Linked DNA regions of Mus musculus: regions 1 and 2 are each linked to region 3. Evidence: chromatin loops called from intact Hi-C (ENCODE). Cell type or tissue: heart. All regions are shown on one strand.

Region 1 (8,000 bases), 170 kb after region 3:
CATTAAAACTGACAATGATAAATTTAACCACATATGCCTAACATCTGTATGATTAAAGCTATAAAACACTAGAGGGGTGCTTTCTAAGAGACAGAGAGCTATACCATCTTCATAGATGGGCTGGGCCCATGCTTAGATGTCAGCTCTGCCTAAATTGACCTATAAATGTAGTTTGAACCCCATAAGATCTCAATGAGGGAAAAGCTAACAATCAGAATGTGAAATTCACACCGTTGCTAACATCCACACAGTACTGGCATGCCCGGAAACAGCTTTGCAGAAGGACCTGGGTCACAGGGCAGATGTCTGAGTGGGTGAAGGCTCTTGCCACCAAGCCTGATAACCTGAGTTTAATCTCCAGGACCCACCAGGGAGAAGAAGAGAATTGACCACCACTGGCATATGAACACACACACACACACACACACACACACACACACACACACACACACACACATGCATGTGCACATGTGCAAACACATACAAAAACACACAAATAAAACAAAAATGTTCTTTACAAAGAATGTCTCAGACTGTTCCTCACATCCAAGTGTTTCCTTTAACTAGATCGTAGGCATAGATGTACAAATTCAAATATAAAACTCCTGAAAAGGAAAGATAAGAAAAGTCTTTGTGATCATCCATTAGGCCAACATTTCTTAGAACATTCAAAAACAAAACAAAAAAAAGTATCAAAGGGGAAAGAAACAATAAACTAGCTTTCATCAAAATTTAAAACATCTGTTCTTTGAAAGATGCTAAGAAAATGTTTTAAATGATATACTTTATTATCCAAACATATTTTCTGTAAAGGATTTTTTTCCCAAAATACTTGGAAAATCAGCACAGCTAACTAAGAATAAAACAGTCAATGAATATGTGGACGAAATCCACTATGGAAAGACAGTTTGCCATTTTCTCAAAGCATTAAACAGCCTGGGCCTCCAAGATGGCTGGGTAAAAGCATACATCACCAGGCCTGACATTTTCTTGCACATCACACCCATATACACACTAAGTAAGTTAGCCTAGCACTATAAATCTGATTATAGCCACTTTGTAAGGTCACCTTCCATAAGATGAGCAAGCATAGGTCACACAAAGGCCTTTACATGAGAAATCTCACTAACATCTTTAGGCGCTACTCTCCGGAACTGGAAATGTCTCTCGTCTGCTGAGTTGCTAAACAGATGCTAGGATAGACACATAATAGAATTCTACTCAGCAGTTGACATAGATGGAGCTACTGAAACTGGCAGCAGCTTGAGGGAATGTCAAAAGCATGGTGTTAGCCAAGAGCAGCCAGACACAAGCTACACACTGGGATTCCATTCACATGAGAGTCTGAAAAAGGAACTGGTGTAGGAATAGAAACGGGATCATCGCCTGCCGAAAATACTGGTGAGCAGTAGAGCTGACCCAGTGGGCAAGCGGGACCTAACTACCTGCTTAAAGAGATGAAGAATGCCGGCAAACTCTAGGGTTGACCCTGAGGCTTCAAACCATGTACAGACAAAAGCAGGGGTTCCCCTTTCACCCCCAGACTTTGCTTTCAGCCTTTCTGGAAAATCACTACCTTTTAGGAATTTTTTAAGTGTGTGGATGTAGATGCATGTGCCCATGTATGTGTGTGTGTGTGTGTGTGTGTGTGTGTGTGTGTGTGTGTGTGTGTGTGTGTGCAACCATCAGATCAACCACAGGTGTCTTTTTCTCAGGTCCGTCTTGTTTCCTGATGGGTCATTCATTAGCCTGGGGCTCACCCACGAGGCTCAGCTGCCTAGTGGATCCTGGGAATCAGCCTGTGGCTGCTGGGTTATAAGCACACCTGCTCCATCTTCTCTCTCTCTCTCTCTCTCTCTCTCTCTCTCTCTCTCTCTCTCTCTCTCTCTCTCTCTCTCTCTCTCCTGATCCTGGAGACTGAACTGTTCTTCCTACTAGTGTGGTATGCATTTTACCAGCTCAACTATCTTTCTCCCTAGCTCCTAAAAGTGTTTCTTCACAATACTAAAGAAGAATAAGATTGGTTGAAGGGCACAGTATGTTATAAGAACACACAGAGAGTGTTTGTTTCAGAAGGACTCATTTGTCCTAATAAAACTTCATTGATGCCCAAGTTTCTACTTCGGTCCAAATAAATGTACCTAAGGTAGACTCTGAGATCTTATTTTTTTTATTTTGAATTTTATTATAAAATATGTTACAAATGACAAAAGCAAACGCTAAAACTAACCAGACTCAAAGACGGCGCAGTTCAATGAGCTCCACAGCCCAAGAAGCCACTAAAACCTGTGTAGCTTCACGTTGGATTTTACACTTTCACTGTTGAATATATTTTTATGCATTTAAATCTACCACTGAAAATGAACACGGGTTATGAGAAATATAAAGCTAATTGATTCTCTAGTTTTGACTCTCTCGTGCACTTTATTCTATCAAGTAAGTCTCTCAAGTAAAGAAAATAAACGTAGGTCTGGAGAGATGGCTCAGTAGTGTCACTGATCTGAGCTGGCCTCAGTGGGCGTGTTGTCAGAATGGACTGTCGGGCCTGGTCAGGCCCTCAGGGCCATCACTGCTTTTCTCTGAATCTTTGCTCAGAGATTTCCCTAGAAGTCCCTATCAGACGTGGCCTCTGCAGGCAGAAGGCCCATCCTGGCATTTCGACTGCTGAGTCTGAGGAATTCCATCCCAGAACACCCTGTCCATCCAGCAGTTCTCTTCTGAACTTTTGCCTCAAGTCACCGAGTTCAGGCAGAGTCAATAAATTGAAATGGCTAACCTTTAAGAGATTAGTTCTAATTTTGGCTCTCCTTCCAACCTAGGGAGACTAGTCTTACTGTCCCTCCTCTGTTGGTTTCTATCTTCTAACCAGACTGTGGGGGCTATGTTGTCACTGGACTGCATGCTGTGTGGGGGCAGCAATAGTTCCCACATCACAGTACTGACAGGAGGGTCATGGGCTCTGTTACACACTAAACAGAGTGTCTGGTCCAGGGGAATACCATGAGTCTTTGCTGATATCAATTCCCTATAATTCTGGTATAGATTTTTTTTTTCCTCTGAAGAAAGGACTTTGTTTACTGATGTTTGTCAAGCCTCAACCAAAGCATATGCCTTTCACTCCGTCTTAGTTACGTTTCTTTTGCTGTGATAGATAATCATGACCCAAAGCAACTTGGGTTTATTTTGCCTAGCAATTCCACAGCACAGCCTATCATTGAAAGAAGTCAGGACAGGAATCTGAGGCAGGAACCTGGAGGAAGGAACTGAAGCAGAGACCATGGAGGAGTGTTGCCAACTGGCTTGCTCCTCTAGGCTTGCTCACTCGGCTTTCTTATACGACCTTGGACCATGAGCCAAGGAGTGGCTTCTCCCACAGGGAGCTGGGGCCTCCAACATCATTTATTAATCAAGAAAGTGCACCATAAGCCAATCTGCTGGCCATCTTCTTAACTGAGGCTCCCTCTTCCCAGATGGCACTAGCAGACAGGCCTTCATTATCCCCATCTCTATTATATTATAGTTTTTCACATATTTGGGGATGTGTACACATGCATACACACTTGTTGAGGGCATGGGGGAGTTTGTAGGAGTTGGTTCTTTCCTTCCACATCTTGGGTCCTGGAGACTGAACTCAGGTCATCAGGTTTGGTGGCAAGGGCTCTTACATACTGGTCTTGCCACCAACATACCCCCATTATTATATATTACTATGATTCTCTTTAGCTATACCCATGACCAAGCATGTATCCAAAAAATAAAATACTGGATTTAAAAAAAGTACTGGGGATATGGTAGTGTTCCCCTTATTTCTTTTACCTGACAATATTTCCTAAAGTTTCTACCGAAAATGAAAGATTATCTTTAAACAAATTAATGTGACTTGTTGACTTCACACCTCCAAGTATCACAATAAAATCACTTTGCTCAATTAATGAGCAGAAGGAAAAATGCCTTTTTTCCCATTAAATGTAGTCTAGATTTTCATAGCAGCATTAAAACCAAATATTGTCTCTTGGCATATAGAAAAATATTCCAAAACACACAGTTATCTCTGAGAGTGAAATTGCATCTGGTTCTGCAATTTTAACATTAAACCATGCTCATAGTCAATATTTGTGTTTTTGTATCAGGCTGTAATAGCACAGGCTCCATGATTTCAGGCTGCTGCCTTTCCTTCAAAATTGACACAAGGCAGCATATCCAGGGGCTGGGAGATGTCTCACTGAGCATGGGCGGTTCCTGGGCAAGCACGGGGGCTGAGTGCAAATTTCTAGCACTCACATAAAAAGCCACGTGTGGCTATGTGTGCCTGTAACTCCAGCACTAAATGGGGCATAAAGACAGGGGGATGGCTGGCCACCAGCCTAGCTCCAGTGGTACTGAGAGCCCCTGCTCTGAAGCCAGGAAAGCAAAGGATAACCGAGCAGGACACCTGTTGTTCTCTGATCTTAGTATGCACTCATGGGTGTGTATACCTGCACATATATGCACATACAACACACACACACATGCATATTGTATATTTGAAAGACTAAACAAACCAAAATCTATAAATAGCCAGAATGAGATATTAGTAAAATGCTCCTAAATCCACACTGACTGCACTGTGTCTCACTGTCCACGTTAACCATAACAGGGTCCTATGTATTCCCAGAGGAAGAAAATTCTGCTAAAACCTGGAAGGTACTTGGGAAATCAAAACTGAGGTAGTGGCATGTCATGAAGGCAACAGATGCATAAAATTTACATCATTGTATAAACTGAAATGAAAATTTGTTTAAAGTTTTGCAACTATGTATGTGTAAATGCCATAATGTGTAGATTAATGTGTCAATTTTTTAATAAAAAAGATTAATTTGTGTGTGTGTGTGTGTGTGTGTGTGTGTGTGTGTTTGTGTGTGTGTGTGAGAATGCAGTTGCCTGTGGTGGCCAGAAGAGGGCGCCAGATTCCCCTCTCTTGACCTGGAATTACAAGCAGGTTAAGAGTCACCAGAAGTGGATGCTGGGAACCAAACTTGAGTCTTCTGTAAAAGGAGCACAATCTAACGGATGAGCCATCTCTCCAGCCATAGTATGCGCTGCTTTGTGGAAAACTTAAAAACTGATAAGAAAGCCTTCTTGTGTCTGTGCCTGCATGCAAGCCAGTGCGAAGCAAGCAGGAATTTGGAAAGGAGATGTTTCTTACTGGAAGGAAGATGGTGACTTTGCAAGTGGCTCAAGTGTACCATCCAACATGGAGAGGTGGAACGCACATGTCTGTCACCTCAGCCCTCTCCTGTGGGATCCCTGCCCCCTCGGAACCAGGATGTGAACACTCTATTTTACCAGCACAGTGCACTTTCCAGGTGCCTCCCCGAGCTGCTCTTACTTCGAATTCTCTGTTCTTTCCTTTCAAACGCTGGACACGTCAACAAAAATCTTCTGCTTGTCATTTTCTGAATTTCACATTTCAACATCTGCATAATAGCTGCACTAAAAATCCTCAGACATGTTATAAAATTGTTAGGGGACATCGTGAAATCTTATAAAAGGGCGAGATGCATTGAGTTGAGGTTTGTTGTTGATACAGCAAAGGATCCTAGTTGTTCACTCAGGGTTTGCTAGGTGGGGGATGCTAACTCTGCGTGCATCACGAATCGAACCTTTCAGTCTATCTTCTAATTTATCTCATTTTGCTTACAAATCCACAGGCTAACCAGAGTTCAGAGGGAACAGTTTGTTTTATCCCCACTCCCTGAGGCTTTTGAGAGGAGGTGTTGAACTGTGTTCTGTCTGAGGCTATAGACTTGGTACCCATGAATGCTCCCCCTGCACCATGTCACCAGCTCCATCAGGATAAATCCTTTTTAATTTTACAACTAATAAGCAAATGTATTTGGGTGGGCTATTCGTCTTAAGCACATCGTAACAGAGAATTGTCTCCAAATGACATGTAAGCATGTAAGGGAAGGCAAGTTGGCTCAGTAACCCATGTTTGCTGCCAGGACTGATGAGCTGAGTTTGAGTTTGATCTACAGGGTGGAAGGGAAGAACTATTGTCTCTGGGCTAGTTGTCCTCTCACCTCCAGAAGCAGCATGTTATAGCACGCACATGCACACACAAGGTATACACACTCATGCACACACATACACACACACAATGAATAAATAGATGTAAAAATTAATTAATTAGTGCATCAAGATTATGTGTAAGTCTGAGTTCATAGAATATATCTAACCCAAGGAATATATACCGAAATATGTCCAGTGCCCCAAGGAAGCGCCTCTAATTTGTCCTGCCCACCAACTCAAGTCTAAGCTGCTATAGCACTTTTCTTGGGCTTGCGTACACTCTTGGTCACAGCTACAATTATTTCCCCTCCCACTTCTACATTTTCTAAGAAAAAAGAAGAGAAGCCAAAACCCAAGTCCTCAGCCTGCCCTGTCTGGCCAAGTAGACGTCCTGTCCTGGTTATCTCAATGTAGCTAAGGTGCTGACCTCAGCCGCCATGACCGGAGCCTGGGTATGTCCTCCTCTGTTCCCGGGGACTCTTCATACTCTTCCTCTCCTTCACTTCAGATTTCCCAGCTGTCCCCTCTGTGTTTGTCACTAACCCAACATTCTTTTGCCACCTCCTTAAAAACCTGTCCTCATTCAAGTCCCTGCTGCCCCATGTCAAATTCCTACACATTTCTGCAGAAATCAGTTCCCCTTCTCCTACACTGACTCCTCCTCTGACTGTCATGAGTGTAAACTGCTCTTCCCATTGATGTCCTTTTGTAGATTAGTTGTTTGGCACGAGCTCGGCAGCAGGCAGCAGGCAGCACTGTGTGCCTTTCCAGCTAGTTAGAAACTCCTTGCTGACATTCACAGCCGTGCGCCTCCTCCTCTCTCTGGATAACCTCGTCGCTTGGCTTCTGGTCTAAGAGACGTGACTCTGTCCTTTTAGAGAAAGTTGGGCCTTCGGATTGGCTCATCAGATAAAGGTGCTTGCTGCCAAGCCGCTGTTGGCCTGAGCCTTATCCCTGGAACCCAAGCAGTAAAGGGAGAGAGCCAACTCCTCCAGTTGTCATTTGACCTCCAAACACACTCCCTGGCATGTGTGCGCCTACACCATAAACACCCACCCCTACACGCCTGATAGAAATGTTTGCAAAGCAAAGGAGCAGGAAGTCACTGCATACCAGGGAGCCTCCATCCTCCAAGTTCTGGGATCATGACCCACCTTGCCTCCTGCACAATCAACTTCTAAGGAACGTAAGTGATTGAATGCTAGAATGTTCTAGAGTTGCCAAGATGTTCCTGTGTTGATCAATATCAGACACTGAGGTTTCTCTAGATTTTTTTTCCCTTTCATGAACTGGCTCCCTACTAGGTCATTTACAAGCTATTTCTTTCTGAGATGCCAGCTGAAGGCCAGGAAAGGACTCAGGTTGTTTCCCAAGCAGGGAAGGGCAATACCTTCTGTATATGAAGGTCTGACTTCTGACACTGTAGTTGGGAACTGCTGACTCTTCAAGCAGTGAAGGCTTCTGAAGCAAGAGAGAGAACTGGGCGACAAAGTAAATGTCCACACACTGCCTCTGGCCCAGCATTGGGTCCTTAGAATTATATTAATCAATGATCAGGCATATAATTAATATCAGGCAGTGTGAGGCCATGGGTGTGGGGGAAAGAGGGGAGAGAACCCGCGTCCTGCCAGAATTCTGATGCTCTGGGCGGGCAGATGCGGGAGGACTGCCCCATGCTTTCCACGCGGCCCCTGGTGGGTGTCTGGCTATGGAAAGCCATGGATCCCCAGCTTGGCAGGGGGTGGACAAGCGGCAGCCCTAGGTACCAGGTTCTCAGCCTCCAGCATCCCACGCTGGATACCACGGAAGAGCTGAGAACAAATGAGGGCCCCGGGCAGCTCAGTCAGCTCTGGGGCCCAAGGGAGGAGAGGGCAGGAGGAGAGAGCGCTTGATGGTTCCCACGCAGGCAAGAGTCCTTGGTCCAGTCCGTGGCTGGAGCATAAGAAGAC
Region 2 (8,000 bases), 200 kb after region 3:
CTGAAGAGTCCCAGTGGGACTGCTTGGACCTCAGGCCTTGGGGGCATTTCCTCAGCATTGCTCCTCGTTTTTACCTTTCAATCTTCTTGTAAGAGACTGGACACTTTCATGACACTTATAGCCTTTAAACCCTCACAGGGAATGAGTCTGCCAAAGTTTTATAAATGTATATTAGTCATTTAAAAAAAACTTTACAAAGACACTTTCAGTGAAGCTGATGTGCAGATTACACAGGAGTTGGGGAAGTGGCTCAGCAGTTAAAAGTGCATACTGATCTTGCAGGAGCTGGAGACACGGACCTGGGTTCCGTCTCCAACATGGGGCTGGGGACACATGAGCAAATATATCATGCTATATGTTCATGTTTGTACATCTGCTAAGAATGTGTACAGAGGCTAGAAAAGGGTCCCTGCTCTTCCAGGGAGCTATGTTTATCTCTCAGCAGTCATGCCCCAGCACCCACATCGGGTGATGGACAATCTCCTGTCTCCAACTCTAGGGGATCGGATTCCTTCTCCTGACTTTTGCAGAACCAGCACAGACACAGGCACACACAGACACACAGACACTCACACAAAAACAGAGAGAGAGAGACAGAGACAGAGACAGAGACAGAGACAGAGACAGAGACAGAGAGAGGTGGGTGGGAGAAGCTTACAAGGTTAAAAACCAACCCAAGCAGAGTTGATGAACTACCTCATTAGCTTCAGCCTCTAATTTTAGTTGAGTCTTAGCAGACCCCATGTCAAAATCAAGTCAGTTTTAGCCACTTTATTATCCAGCCAGTAACGGTAAGTCCAACTGCAAATTACACCCCCACGCACGCCCTTGTCTCCAAGTGCCGCCCACAGTGTTGTCACCCCTGCGTTCCTTCCCTTTTTCCTACCCCATCCATCTCCAGGGATGGCCTCAACCCTGGCCCTCGCCCCAGTCTGTGTTCTGCTTCTTTTCTTGGCTTTGATCCTAGACTGGGATCTTCCCGCTAAACACTCCTACCAACCTCTCAATACTTGCCACGGCTTATGAGCGTCTATGCATTGAGGGGAAATGAAATGAGATGTGACAGAGAGGAACCAGTCCAGGCTGGCTTGCGTGTGCTTATCGAAAAGTGAGTCATGGTGTGTGTGTGTGTGCGTGCGTGTGCGCGCGCGCGCACTGTCTTCACTGTTCTGAATCGTATACGACTGTTCACATGGGTGACATTAGATGCTTCACACTGTGAATAAGTCACTCAAGGTTCCTTCACGCTGAGGTTTGAATTCAGAATGGTGATGTGAATTGGGGCAGAGAGGCGAGCGAGAGAGAGCTCGGTGTGTAAACCACTTGCTGCCAAGCCTGGCAACACGAGTTTAACACCTAGAACTCACATACTGGGAAGAGAGGACAAACAGAGATATTCTGAGATACTGTGACTAGCTCTTGACAATGTACTTTAATGAGGCAAGAAGGAATGGGGGCCACCCTGGGTATGTTAAGGGAAAAACGGATTGGCTACCCAGAAATCAACAAGTTGAAGTTAAACTGAGGAGAACTATGGAGGTTGGATTGTTTCTGTGTTACTTGCTCAAAAACATGTGTAACCTAAACCCCTCCCTCTGTTCTGAGTAGTAGCCATCTCTCTCATACTGCCCCTGTGTTTTCTAACTCTCCTGAGTACATGAGTGTCCATGTGCACACATGCTCTTCTGATATTGAGTATCTTCCTCAATCGCTCTCTGTCTTATACTTTAAGAGAGTCTCTCACTAGAGTCTGGAGATTGCGGATTTGATCAATCACACTGGCCAGAAGGCTCCGGGTGTTGTCCTTGTGCCACCTCCCAGAACTGTTGGCAAGCAGCTTCACCCTCTCTGCCCAGCCTTTTGCATGGATGCTGAAAAGAAGACAGCATCTTACATAGACCCGTCATTAAGTTGACAAGGATGGTCTTGAATTTCTGGTCCTCCTCCTACCTAGAGAGTGTTGGGATTATAGGCATGAACTACACTGTCCGGCTCCGAGTGGTCCTGGGATGAACTCCGGGCATCGTGTGTGCTGGGTGAGCACTCTGCCAACACAGATGCATGGCCAGGCTCACATTTTTCCTTTTCCATACCAATGTTAGTCAGCATTTTAAAGGTCTCTCAGTTTGATAGCTTCCATAGCACTGTGTCACAGTGAATGGCTGATTCCCTCCTAAGCTGCAGACACCTGCACATGCAAATTCACGGAGTCACTGTGTTCCTGTGGCCAGGCTGCACCAAAGGGCACTAATCACAATTATTTGGTTGGAGGACAGTATTGGCTTTAGGAATTTTTGTCTAATCATGATCATCTCTCAGGAGCCACTAAATCCTTAAATCAGATATTTAGATATCCTGGTCAATATGTTAAAAAAGGAAAAGAAGAAAACTCAGGATGCCCTCCAGAATTCAAGCCTAGAGAAAAGCGATACCAGGCCACCTCAGAACTCGCCCTTCATCGCTGGGAGCCCAGCGGTCCCAAGGACCCCATTCTCCTCAGCCCCGAGCCACACCCAGGACCTCAGCATCTGCAGGCACAGATCCAGCTTGCTCCACAAAAAAACAGGTGGGACGACAACATTTCCAGTACTGCTCATTATCCGTGATGGGTTTCCACATCACACCTGTCGTCTGAACTGTGCAGAGATGAAGGTTCTGATGATGTGTTGGTTAGAATGGTTTTTTCAAGTGAAGTATTTGTTTTCCGACTTCAGAAGTGAGTTAGGAAGAATGGAGTCTATCGTGGCAGGTACTGGATGTGGCGTGAGATGGGTCTGGGCACAAGTAGAGACGTTAGCTTCAGAGGAGGGGAAGGAACCCCTTTCCGTGACAGGAAAGCAAGAGCGAGGTCCATGTTGTGGCACCAATGTGGAGATGTTGTCAACTGTCCGCAGCCAAATAACTTTAACACATCAATATAGCTTTTATCAAAGGCTGGTTTTCTTTTAAAAAAAAAAAAAAAGCAAATTTATGAGGTTATAGGATTTCCCAGGGTTGGACTCATCTCTGCATTTTCCTTTCTAACTGTCAATAGAGATGTTGGTAAGGCTTCTAAGGAGCTCATTAGAAGCCCAGTCTCCTTTGCGTGCATTAACCGTTTGTAGACCAGCATGTTGTCGAGTCACATGACTGACCCTGGCCTGGACCCTGAGGACTATGAAGGATGGTACAGAGGAATGGAGAGCGCCCCCTGTTGGCCATGTAAGATAGCATTTCCTGTGCACAAATTTGCTTAGAAACTTTCTAAGGCATTTAGCCTGGGAGAAGTTTACAAGTCTGGTGTCAGGCCTGTTCATTTTATTTGTCAACTTGTCACAACCCAGAATGACCTGGGAAGAAGTCTTCCATTGAAGAACTGTCTAGACTGGGTTAGCCTGTACTCTAGGCTTATATTCCTACAGGCTCTATAGGAATGTCTGTAAGGGCTTGTCTTGATTTCTTTGACATGGTTTCTAGAACATGCTCCCTCAGGAATACAGAGATGTGTTGTGAGAATGAACATGGCCTTGAGCATGTAGAGCATCACTCGTGGTCAGCACCCTGGGCTGTGTAAGAGTGAAGGACCCTAGCAGAGTAAGCAAGCGAGGGTACCAGCATGTCTTCTCTTTCCTCCTGACTGTGGGTGTGGTGCTTAAAGTTCACGCCTTAACTTCCCCCGCAGCAGCAGTCTAGAATTGTGAACCAAGTAAACACTGCCCTCCCCCTGGTGCTTTTGGTCAGGATATTCTGTCACAACGGAAATGAAAGCAGCATAGGCCTTCTCTAAGCAGCAGACTCCGGCTATGAAAGACATCATGAAGTAACACGGAGACAGATTATGTGAAATCTCACCCCTGCATCTTTAAATTCCACATCATCTCGTCTCAGTTCTTCCACAGCCCAGCAGCATGGGTTCCGTGTTCTAGGGAAACGGCAGTGAGTTTGTGCAAGTGAGGACGACTGATCCCTCTCTGGCACTGATTGCACACAGCCTTGCTACATTCTGTGACATTCTCTCTACTGGTTGGAATCAAACGGGCAGGATGTGGACTGCTGAGTCCTTCGGTTGACCCATCCATTCTGAATGTATTTGGGGTGCATATACTCTAAGAAGTCACTACATTCAATATCTTTATTATGTGTATATGTGTTTGTAGGTGTGGACATATGTCATAGCCTGCATGTGGGGGTCAGAGAACAACTTTTGAGAGTCCGGAGTCTCCCTTGGCACCATGCAGCTGCTGGGATTAAACTAGGCTGTCTTGAGGGCACTTTCAAGTTCTAGACTAAATTCTTGCCTTGAATGAACTCATTTAATCCTTATCCTGTGGGGTAAGTTTTCATTTTGCCCCAAGTTAAAGATGAGGACATGCATAAACAAACACAGTCTTTGTCCTAGACCCCATCTCTCCAAATGTCACTCGCCGTAGGGAATTCTCTGGCTTACCTTGCCTGGCCGGATCATGAAACCTTCCCTGAAAAAGAGATTCTGTCCTCTACCCAGTGGGAAGAGAGGCCACAGAAAGGCAGAGATGAGCATTGTTGTGCGCTGCCCAACCATCTTACCCAGCCCATTGTATCAGATCGTTTCTTTGGGCCAGTCATATTTCTATAAAGCTATCCTCAGACCTATACATTAAAGGATTTTCTCTAGGTCTTTGGGCCTAGGCCTTCCTCCTGAAGACTCCTTGACCAGGCACAAGTTGACTTTAAAAAAAATCGGTTGCACTTCTCCTATTCCAGTCTATGTTTTGTTATAGGAGAGACATTGGTGGCCCATATGACAGATGAGGAAAGGTGTCTTCCCCTCCTACCCTACACCAGCCAAACTAAAGGTGATTTTCAGGACCTGTGGGGGAACACCAGGGCTCATAACGAATGCAAGCTCTAATTTCTGAACTGTTGCGTATATGAAAAAATGCACTCAGGATCACCAACCCAACCATAGCTCTGGGCTAGACTTTTCGAATGTCTACTTCTTCTTTCTGCACCATCTCCCTCTTCAGAATGATCTCCCCCCCCCCTCCCACACACACACACAGAGCATCTCGTGCTCCTCCCTCCTTCTATAATTACAGGAAACTTTTCCAAGGTCTCGCCCCTCCCTTGATCTTGCCACTGAGATGGACCGCAGTCTTGTTTGGAAAACAAATTAAGTTTACTTGAATTGAAAATGTCTGAAAAAAAAAAGAAAGAAAGAAAGAAAGAGAACAAGAGCAATTGTCTTCAAACTCCGAGAACAAATGAGGCCAAAGCCATGGAGAGGGGCCGCCCGTCTGAAAGTGCTTTGGAGTCCTCCTAACTGCCATTGGCTGGAGTTCCAGGAGAATTGTAAATGGGAGTCAGCCGACAAATGGCCTGATAATGATCTAACCATTTGGGGAAGGGTTTGAAGGGGAATGGACTTTATTGTCTGGCAAAGACTACAAATAGGAATGAAAATTGGGGAGGAATTAGAGTCGCGGAGCAAGCGCCATGCGCCATGGAATGGGATCCTTGATTATGTTTAAGATCCTGGGAGCCGATTAGATGTTCAGGGCTGCAGAGGCTTATGTGTGGAAAGCTTACGTGAGCATATTCGAATACATTAGTAAGTTTGCTGTTTTGGAAGTTTTTCTGCCTTAGGAAGGTGTTTTTGTTTCTTTTAACCGTGCCAGGGCTCGTTCTAATGCAGATTAGCTCACACTGCCCGGGCTCCGAAAGTGTGGTCAAAGCGTGCCCCTTTCCTCCACTCTCTTCCGCTCACCTCTAATGGATGCCGAGCCTGAGCACCTTTGGATTAGAAAGTGGGGCTGGATTTACGGTTCACCGGAGAATCCTGAAGTCATTGTCCAAGCAGCTGGCCAGGTGGAAGAGAGTCAAGGTTTTGGGGCTTTGAGTGGCTGATGTGGAGACTGAATGTCTATTGTGGTTTCCTCAGAGAGACCAGAGGGATTGTTCAGACTCGGTTGGAGAGTCATTCTGTTCTTTCACGGGGCTAGGGATGTGGCTCTGTTGGTAGAGTGCTTTGCCTAGCAAACACAAGCCTGATTTCCATCCGCAGCACCTCATTAAACCAGCTGTTTAGTGTGGGGTGGGGTGGGATGGGGTGGGGTGGGGGCTAGGGTAAAATGATGTCTCCGTACTTAAGAACTTATATTGCTCCTCCAGAGGACCCAGGTTCGATTCCTCACACCCACGTGGCAGTTCACAGCTCTGTAACTCTAACAGAAAGCCAGACACAGCAGCATGTGCCTCTTATCCCAGCACTGGTTGGGCAGAAGCAGGTAGATCCCAGGAGCTCACTGGCCAGCCACCCTAGCTGAATGAGTGATCTCTAGGTTCAGCAAAAAATAAAATAAAATAAAATTCCTGTCTCTGATAATAATATTGATGATAACAGATGATGATGGTGATGGTGATGATGACGACGACCATGTTGTGGAGGGGCTGGTGATATGACCCATAATTAAGAGCATGTGAGCATGCCATATTCTTCCAGAGATCCTGGCATTTTTTCACAGCACTCATGTTCAGCAGCTCATAACCCCGGCTTCATCTCTTCTGGCCTGTGGGAGAACCAACGCATGTCCGCATAAACTAAGTTGTTCTCTTGAGAACAAAACCTACTGTTTATTAGTCTAGCTATACCCGGTCCTCCACTAAGTTACAACAAAAAGCTCCAGGAGACACCAATGGGGACAAAAATCCACCTTTATGCTTCCCAGAGAAAAGGTATCCTTGCAGAGCCCAGGACTTCCAGTCACAGATGACCCTGTCAGTTCCTGGGGGAAATGCATCTTTCAAACCCTTATTTGAAAGGCACATAGATGAGGCAAGGAAACAAGAAGCCAGGAGGGAGAAAAGGCCACACACAGATGCGCAAGCGCACAGATGGCAGATATCTGCTCTCAAGTCCAAGCACTCCCAGACTTTCGTCTTGTAGTCTTTGTGAGCACAGTGAGGTCTTAGGAGGTCTTACCTCAGACTTCTGAAATGAGCAATGGTTTCTGTTTGGTTTGGTTTGGAAGCACAGTGACCTTTGTTGAGAAGGAATTTCTGATGTTTAGCTAACTGCGGTGGACAGCATGAGCTCTTAGATGTTCTGTCCCAGCCTGCTTCTGTCACCTTGTCACAAGCTAGGGTCATCTGGAAAGAAGAGCCTCAGCTGAGAAAACGCCACCAATCCAAGTGGCCTGTAGGCAAGTCTGTGGCGCATTTTCTTGATCTATGATGAATGTTGGAGGGCCCAGCCCCACCATTGTGGGTTCTATAAGAAAGTCAGCCAAGCAAGCCACAGGGAACAAGCCAATAAACAGCATTCCTCCATGGCCTCTGCTTCAGTTCCTGCCTCCAGGTTCCTGTTCTGTCTGAGTTCCTGTTGTGACATCTCTCAGTGATGGACTGTGCTTAGCACATAGAAGTCAAGTAAAATATTTTCTCCTCAAGTTGTTTTTGGTCACAGTCTTTATCACAGCAATATAAAAACAAACTAAGGCAAGCACTATCTGTTTGTCTCTATCTATGTCTATCGCTTTATATCTGTGTCTACCTACTTCTGTTCTACATTTATCTACCTGGCATCTATCTATCTATCTCTGTACCAATTGATCTCTTTTGGAATCACCATCTGTGAGTACCTGTGGTGATTTGAGTCTAGTTGGAGCAATACATCAGTGGATAGAGCTGTCATTCCACGGAGTGAAATTTCAAGGGAAGCGGCTGGCATGGTTCCTCCAAAAAGTAGTCCAGTGCTAGGGAGATGGATTTTTTGATAAAGTGCTTGTCTTGTGAGCACAAGGATGTAAAGAGAACATCTTATGTATTGCATGGATATATCACCTGTCAATTAAAAAGCTTATGTCCTATGGCTTTGGCAGGAAATAGAAGGTGGGACATCTGGGGTGGGGGGAAGAATTCTGGTTTAGAGCCAAGCACAGGAAGATCTACCCAGGAAGATGTGAGGAGCAGGGACACAGGACGCATGGTACCTAAGCATAGACAGGTCACCAGCCACATGACAAAATGACAAAATGTAGGTT
Region 3 (8,000 bases):
AATCTTTCCAGGATGAGCAGGTCAGGAAGACAAAAGTTGGAAAAGGTCTCTTGGGTTCTCGGGTACGCAGAACTGCAAACAAGGGCATAGAGGCAGAGAAAGCCTCTGCCTACATTCAGGGCTATAAAACCTACATTGACACTTAAGGACTGATAGGCTTTCCGACTGGACATGCCTATTGGTCTTATAGACCTGCCGTACTTACACCATCTAGGCCTGACCTCCATCTGCTCTCTTGCCAGGCTACCCATATCTCGGGAACCTCGGGCAGCCTCCACTGTGCCAGACAGCTTCCTGGGACTTCTTTTCTGGCACCTCCTTTGTTCTATCTGATGAAGATGGCATCAGACTTTGACTCTAACCTCCTTAACATTCTCTCTACTTGGCTGATTGCTAGTGACGACAGCAATCAAAGCTCCAAGCTAAGTGCTGACAACATTTATTAACCTTCGAGGGAGGTACTGATGTACACAAACATCCATTTCTCTTATGGGAGACAAACAATCCAATAGGCAGGCAAGGTAATCTTACAAGATGCAAGTGGGGGAGTTGGAAATTATGCCTGAGTTTTATAGACTCTTAAAACCCCTATCCCTTTTCTCTTCTTGGTGTGTTATACACATGCATTTGTGTGTGTTTTCATGCATGCATGTGTATATGCATGTGTATATAGGTATGCAAGCACATGTGTTTGCAGGTGGAAGCTAGCTATCAACCTGGGGTACCATTCCTCAGGGACTGTCCACCTTGTTTTTGAGACAGGGTCTCTCGTTGGCCTAGTACACATGGCTTAGGCTAGAGTGCATGGCAAGCTAGTTCCCAGCCCAGGTTTGTGGGTGAGGTAGCTGCCAACCTTGTATTTATTCCAGTACAGAGTTACATAGAAGGGATCACCTTCTAGCTGTTGTGGGCAGCATAGATCTGTGACGCAATTCCTCGCCTTCGAGGATTGTTGATAAGCTTTGAATAAATGGTTTATTCACTTTGATTCATGGACCAATGACCAACACAAGGACTTTCGGAAATTACAACTGGAGACAAGAGAGACAGAGCATTTTGTTGGGCACCAAATGCTTTTCAAGAGCCTGTGGAGCTTTCCCTTCGTCTCCAGCAAAACCCTGAGATGCAAGCATGTTTATTTTTCTCATTAACAGTGTAAGAAGATGACGAAAGGCTGAACAGCTTGAGGTCTGGTGGTGACAGAACTCAAATTTCAAAACACTTGATTTCAAAGCTTACTCCACAGATCCTAAATAGTATTCAGATGCACCAGACCCCACTCACCTCCCTCCCTCCCTTCCTTCCTCTCTTCCTTCTTTCTTTCTTCCTTCCTTCCTTCCTTTCCCCCTCTTTCTTTCTTTCTTTCTTTCTTTCTTTCTTTCTTTCTTTCTTTCTTTCTTTCTTTCTTTCTTTCTCTCTCTCTCTCTCTCTCTCTCTCTCTCTCTCTCTCTCTTTCTTTCTTTCTTTCTTTCTTTCTTTCTTATGATTACCTATAGGTATCTTTATGCTGTATGAGGCTAAAAAAATTTATAACTACCTGATTTGTGTGTGTATGTGAACAAATGTGTAAGTGTATGTGTGTGTGTGTGTTTTCATGTGCTCATGCCTATATATATTCATGTGGAAGCCAGAGGTCAAGTTCTTGCATCCTGCCTCAGGTGCTTGCCTACCTTGTTGTAGCTATGTGCTTTTTTTTTAATTTATGTTTTTGAGACAGAGTCTCTCATTGACCTGGAGATCACTAACACTGCAGGGCTTGCTGGACAGCAAGTTTCAGGGATCCACCTGTCTCCACCTCCCAAGTTATCGAACTACAACAAAGATAGTTTGCATAGTTTGCAAAACCTGCACCATGTCTCAGGTTTTGTTTTTGTGTGTGTTTGGTTTCTTAATGCTGCAAATTATTTCTTGTCTTCCATACTCAGTCTTCCTGTCTCAACAATGGGCATGATGGTGAAAACTACCCCTCCCCTGACAGAACAACCTCTGGTCCAAAGCTATGACTATGATGGCAAAGACACTACTAAGACAATTCACTTCAAAATATCCATCCAATATCATCAGACAGAACAGAAGATGTGATGGGAAGAATCATAAGCAGATGGGCATAGGGGTGCTCTAATAGAACGTTGCTTGTAAAATAGGGTGCAGAAGTAGGATCTAGCTGTTTCAGTTGCCTGTTTCACTCGCTCATTCATTCGCTCATTCATCCATTTGGCCAGTGTTTACTGTCTTTTCAGAAAACCTAGGGAGTAACTCACAACACTTCTAAGTGACCAGTGTCTAAGAAGCCTGGGGAAGCGTGAGCAAAATGATACCCACGTTCAAAGCAAGGTGCCTCCTCCCTCTGTGGCATCTCAGCTGTGCAGTCTGAGGGCCTCATCAAGAAATGAAAACAAACAAACCCAAAAAATGTGAGGAGAGCTTTGGAAGCAACCGACGCAGCCAAAACGAAGGAATTCACTGACCCCCCAATCTGGCCCATCTCAAGAGAAGTTGGCCACTGACTGAGCCTCTTAAAAAGCTTAAAGATCATCCCAGGCCATGGTTAAAGAGAAAGCTCCAGCAAAACAAAAACAAATGTGATCTTCAAAGCCTTAAATGTCAACTTGAAGGATGACTTAGAAGCTCTGGGATGAACCAAGAGGCCCTGCAGCTGCCCCTTCAGCCTTCAGAGTTGTCACCCCATGGATGATGTGGCACCCCCTCCCGTACCCTCTAGAGCTTAAGCTCCCATCCTGTAGCTCTGCACACGGAGGGGGTGGGGGCTGCCTAACTAACCTTGGCCCCAAAGTTTGTCAAACAAGATTGGCTGACCTGCTCTACCTTGTTATCCTCCCCTTCCTTTCACACACACACACACACACACACACACACACACACACACACACACACACAGAGAGATGCATACACAGCACCCAGAAGACCCCAACAGAGTACACACACACACACAAAGATGCATACACAGCACTCAGAAGACCCCAACACAGTACACACACACAAAGATGCATACACAGCACTCAGAAGACCCCAACACAGTATACACACACAAAGATGCATACACAGCACTCAGAAGACCCCAACACAGTACACACCACACACACACATACATATAAACCACAACACACACACACAAGAACACCACAAACACAGAAGCATGCACGTATATACCTCATACTACATATACATACATACACACACATACACACACACACAGAGCACAGTACATGCAGCACAATGCAGCACACACATACATACATGGACACCATATACACAAAACCACATACAAAACCACACCACACACACACACACACACACCATAAACCAGACCACACACACATCATACACACACAAACCACACACACATACACACATACCACAGATACATACACATGCACCTCATCACATATACACACACAAACCACGAACCATCCCCCACACATACACACCATATACACACACACAAACCACACATACCACATACACAGCCCACCCATCTCATTTCTTCCTCTCTAAACAGCTCACTCAAAGAGAGATCTCCACATTGCCTCCGCCATCGGGATATCAGTCTTGGGCACACTCATGGGCCACTCTCCCTAGCTAGCTTTCCTACAGGAAGCAGAAATAACCTGAGGACCAGGCTCTCCAGCCTTTGGTCTGACACCATGGGAAATATAAGATCACCTTCCAGTGAGATGCCTCTTCCCAAATAATTCAAGCTCCTGAAGAGTGAAACACTGAATATTGAAAAAATACAATATCCCCTTTATTAAGAGCCCACAGTATCCCTGGTTCAGTTCTTAGTCTTGTATCATAAATGCTAATTCTGTCCTAATCATGGTACCTATATCTGTTCTCCAGATGAGGAAGTGAAAGTCTGGAAGACTGGATGCCCCAGGATACTCATTCGCACACAAGTCTCTGTCCATGCTGAAAGCAGGCTGCTTGAGAATTAGCACTCTTTCCACTGTGAAGGCTGCCTCTGGGACCAATAGCTGAGTGCTGGAACCCTCAACACTCCCTGGCTGTCTCCATCTAAATAGTCATGGATACCAAACCAATGGCACCCCATGTTCTTTCTGCCAGGTGTGTTTGCCCCTGGAGGTCTTCAGGGATGCCTCAGATGTGTCTCTGCTAAGCAATGAATGGAGTGGATTGCAGAGAGGGCAGAAGCCAGAGATGGCAGCCTAGTGTCGGTGGTATGGAAATTCATCTCGTATGGAAATTCATCTCCAGTCTGAGGTCGGTGAAGTGTCTGTCATCTAGAGGGCAAGATGGAGATTCCACAAATGGGTCTGGAAAAACCTTAGGGACTGAAGAACGCTAAGAGCTCCCCCTTACTGTGAGCTCTCTGAGGAGTCACACACTGGGGCATCACACACATTGGGATGAGAATTCTCTTGTGGATTCCCTCTGCTCTTGAATATTAATAGCACATTAATATTACCTTTTACTTTAAGTGTTTGGGTTGAAGGAGCTCAATACTTCTCTTGGCCACAGGAAGATCAAAAGCGAAGACCCCCCAACTTTGCTCCTTTCTGTTCCCTCCTACTTAATAATCAGATTTCTCTGAATCCAAGACTGACCAATGATGGGGACCGTTCCCTGTACTGAATCAAAAGAACCTGGAGGTCAGGGTATGGGAAACAGGACCATGGAGAGAAAGTGAGTCCCCAGTGAAGCCCTCTGCCTCCCACAGCTCTCCAGACACAAAGCACCCTGACTCTGCTTGCTGTGCTGTGAGCCCTGCTCTCCCAGCCTCCACCTTCCCCAGCTTAAGCCAGAGGGTTGTCTCTTCTTCTTCTGTCCTGATGGGGGCACAAGTATTCCCTGAGTCTTTCAGCATCTGGAGAAGTTTTGAAAACCGGACTAAGTCAGGTTAGAGCGGGCACAACTCCTCAGAGGAGACTGAGACAATAATAGCGCCCTTGTGTGGGTTTTTGTGTTGTTTTGTTGTTGTTGCTTTAAAAGAAAAAAAAAAAAGAAGGAGGTAGGATGAAGTTCACAATGTGGATGGAGAAATCGGAGAAATGCTTCCATGCCCAAGGCAAGAATTGACACCACAGTCATGTCTGCGTAAGCACGAGCCCCGTGCGCATCCACAGAGACCCAGCCACCACTGACACACTCTTCTTCCCTGTCTCACATCACCACCACGCACACACTTCATGGCATGGCTGCCTGCTCAGTCGTTTCCGGTACTTCCCAGGGGGTCAATTTGTATAATTTTTAAAATCCTCCCCAAATCTCAACTTCCTGTGGTTCTGTTTTTATTTCCAGATTTCCTTCCTTCCCGTGGTCTGTTCATTCTCTCTCTCTCTCTCTCTCTCTCTCTCTCTCTCTCTCTCTCTCTCTCTCTCTCTCTCCCCACACCCCCCACCATAGGGTGAGTCCAGGCTTCCTCCCTCCCATCTAAACACTGTTAGTTGGCTCTACTGCAAGATGTAAAACCAGAGACTTCAGAGACAGCATGGCTGCCAATCCAGGCTCTCTCTCCGTCACTTGTTTGTCATCCCTGCTACAGACACATGCACAGGACTGTACACTGTGTATTCTCTGGTTGGTGGACCCCTGTGGCCACCCCCCCAAAACAACCCTGCACAACTTCATTCTCTCCTGAGAAACAGATGCCACACAGAGAAGGACAACACAAAACTGGAAAAGCTCTTGAGAGTCAGAAAAGTGACTTCCGTGCCCCTGGGGACTTCCAGACAACCCCCCTGGGGTGGGGGGAGGACGCTGCCCTCCCCCCATCCCAGGAACTGGCCACACACTCCCCAGGGCTGCAGAGAAGCAGCCAAGGCAGAGAGAGAGAAGGGTTAAACCAAGCCCAGACTCCAGCAATCTGTGTTCAATTTTGATAAAAATCTCTCTTGCTCTCCCCTACCGCCCCCTCCCTCTGCCCACAGCTCAAACAAGTCTCTTTATGTTACCAGTATACATTTTGTTTTGGGTGTTGCAGCCCGTGTCCCTCCCAGAGAACCTGAAGTTAGCCCACTATGGGCACATGGGGCAGAAACATCCAACCCTGCTCCTGACACAGAGCTGGACACAGGACTATAGCAGCCAGCAGCACTATCATCTCCTCCTCCTCTCCTCCCTTCTCCTCCATCATATTCCTCCTGCCCTCCCTTCTCCTCCTCCTCCTTCTCTCCCACCCTGTTACCTGTGGCCACACTAAATCCTTTCTGCGTTGTTAGAATCCCAGTGCATCGAAGGTTAGACCCCAACATAGCAAGAGTTTGGACTGTCCCACAGGTGCCAAGGGCCACAGCCTGGGGATTCTCTCTCCCTGATCTCCCTGATGCTTCTCGGCATGCCCAAGGTCCCGCTATCTGAAGAACAAGAGCCACTCCACTAGGCTGCCCATCCTCCTTGTTAAGGCCCTGCCTACAAGTGGGAGCTGTCGGCTTGGAAAGACTTCAGTCCACCTAACAGAACGCACACACCGAAATGGGCAAAGTAGCCACCGAAGAAGTTGTCAGCATCTGGGAGCGGGGTGCTATCTATGTCGTTTCGCTCAAGCCATCAGGAGTCTAATTGCAAAGCCGCTAAAAAGTTTTCCAAAGTTTTCCGAAGCCGTGTACAGTGAGTGGCCCGATGCACACACTCCTCACTCCACCCCCTCTGCACGCACACACAGCCCACTCCAGGATCGGAGTCTCTGCAAACATTTTCCAGAACAAAACAGGCAGCTGCTGGAGGGGCTGCCTTTCCGACGCCAACGCAACAGGGAAAAGTAAAGCGGCAGAAAAGTGTCCTGATGTCTCCCCGCGCCTAAGTCTCCAGTGCTGCACCTACCCTGAGGCCCGCATGGCACGGTGAGGCTGCTGCTGTCCCGGCTTCCCGCAGGCACCGCGCTCCGCTTGCTCAGCTCAGTCCTTGGCTGCTCAGGACTCCGGAGAAAGCAGGCTGTTCCCTCCCGGCCGGCCTCGCGCCGCCGCCCGCCCCGCTCTGACGTCAGGCGTCTTGGAGCTAGGGATATTTATGGCTAGGAGAGACTCTGGCTTTTTCCCCTAGGTGCTGATCCGATGGCAGCAACTTGGGAGTTGATTTGCAGTTTTCACGCTGGGAACTGACTGGGACAGAGACAGCCACCGGTACACAGCAGGACCAGCAGGACTGGGGCCCGCTCTTTCTCACTTTGGCATCCAGCCCTTCTTGGGGGCTGCCTCTTTTTGGAAGCATATCAGGGTCAAAGAGGCTAAAAGTGGCCATCTAAGCAGAAGCCTCCCCTCCTCTGGCCAACTAGCAGAGGACCATGTGGGGAGCCAACTATCAGGCTGGAAAGCAGGGTGCCTTCGCTGGTCAGTGTATGCCTGGAAGGTGTTGGCAAGAGAGATAAGCCAGCAGCACAGAGCAACCACTAATTAGAAGGCTTGCACCACACCCTAACAACTTTTCCACTTCTTCTTTGGGAATTCATAGGGTTTTTTATAAAATTTATTTTTATTAAATTATGTTCCACACTCCTTGCCTCTTTGTATGCTTTTTCCAACTCAGAGCTGGCCAGTTCATCCGACCCTATTGCTTATACACGTAGTTCACGCCATATACAATAGCTTATTCATCCTCCAAAAGCTTGCATTTAGTGTTTTAAAATGTGGGGTTGTGGGTCTCGTTGGCCAAACCGGAAATGGTGTCAGTTAAGAGCAGCTGTCTCTATAACCCACAGTACCTTGCATGCCTATTTATTGTGTACCCTGCCCACACCCAGATGTCCCCCTTTCCAACTATTTATTGTCAATATTGGCAGCCACGTAGCAAGTCCTACATAAAAGCAATCTATTATTGTTATTATTGTTAAGAGAGGGGGAGTGGAAAATTATTTAGGTGTAGGAGACATATGGTTGACTTATTTACTGACCATCTGCAGTGAACCATCTCCTTTCTGAATTATCCCACAAGCAAACTTTATTGTGCCATCATAAAGAAACATGGGATGGGTTGAGCAAAACAGGAAAGGAAACCGAAGGAAAGGGAATGGTCTCATTAGCACC

What was found. A loop is a pair of places that touch in the nucleus more often than their neighbours do. Peaks named below come from ENCODE experiments on the same cell type or tissue, not always from the same donor. Only the 100,000 strongest peaks of a DNase experiment are listed, where the experiment ranks them.
Region 1: a loop joins it to region 3, with 2.2 times the contacts of the local background. A loop is called at or near these places in 2 of 42 quality-filtered maps.
Region 2: it touches region 3 in a loop (1.9-fold over the local background); 2 of 42 quality-filtered maps call a loop at or near these places.

The regions. Positions count from the first base shown.
Region 1 is chr17:49,731,618-49,739,617 of GRCm38, forward strand. The region is part of intron 10 of Kif6 (kinesin family member 6); the gene reads left to right. Among named protein-coding and RNA genes, the nearest start is that of Gm16555, 86 kb to the right of the region's middle. In heart, a CTCF peak has its summit at 4,970 (motif pointing right); DNase peaks (open chromatin) are centred at 1,344 and 6,914; H3K27ac peaks cover 527 bases.
Region 2 is chr17:49,756,072-49,764,071 of GRCm38, forward strand. It overlaps Kif6 (kinesin family member 6), which reads left to right. Exons shown (of 23, transcript NM_177052.3): 13 at 2,351-2,566. Among named protein-coding and RNA genes, the nearest start is that of Gm16555, 62 kb to the right of the region's middle. In heart, a CTCF peak has its summit at 3,186 (motif pointing left); a DNase peak (open chromatin) is centred at 870.
Region 3 is chr17:49,557,402-49,565,401 of GRCm38, forward strand. Daam2 (dishevelled associated activator of morphogenesis 2) reads right to left here and starts at 6,909. Exons shown (of 25, transcript NM_001379372.1): 1 at 6,802-6,909. In heart, CTCF peaks have their summits at 4,815 (motif pointing right) and 7,015; a DNase peak (open chromatin) is centred at 6,940; H3K4me3 peaks cover 2,467 bases; H3K27ac peaks cover 2,767 bases.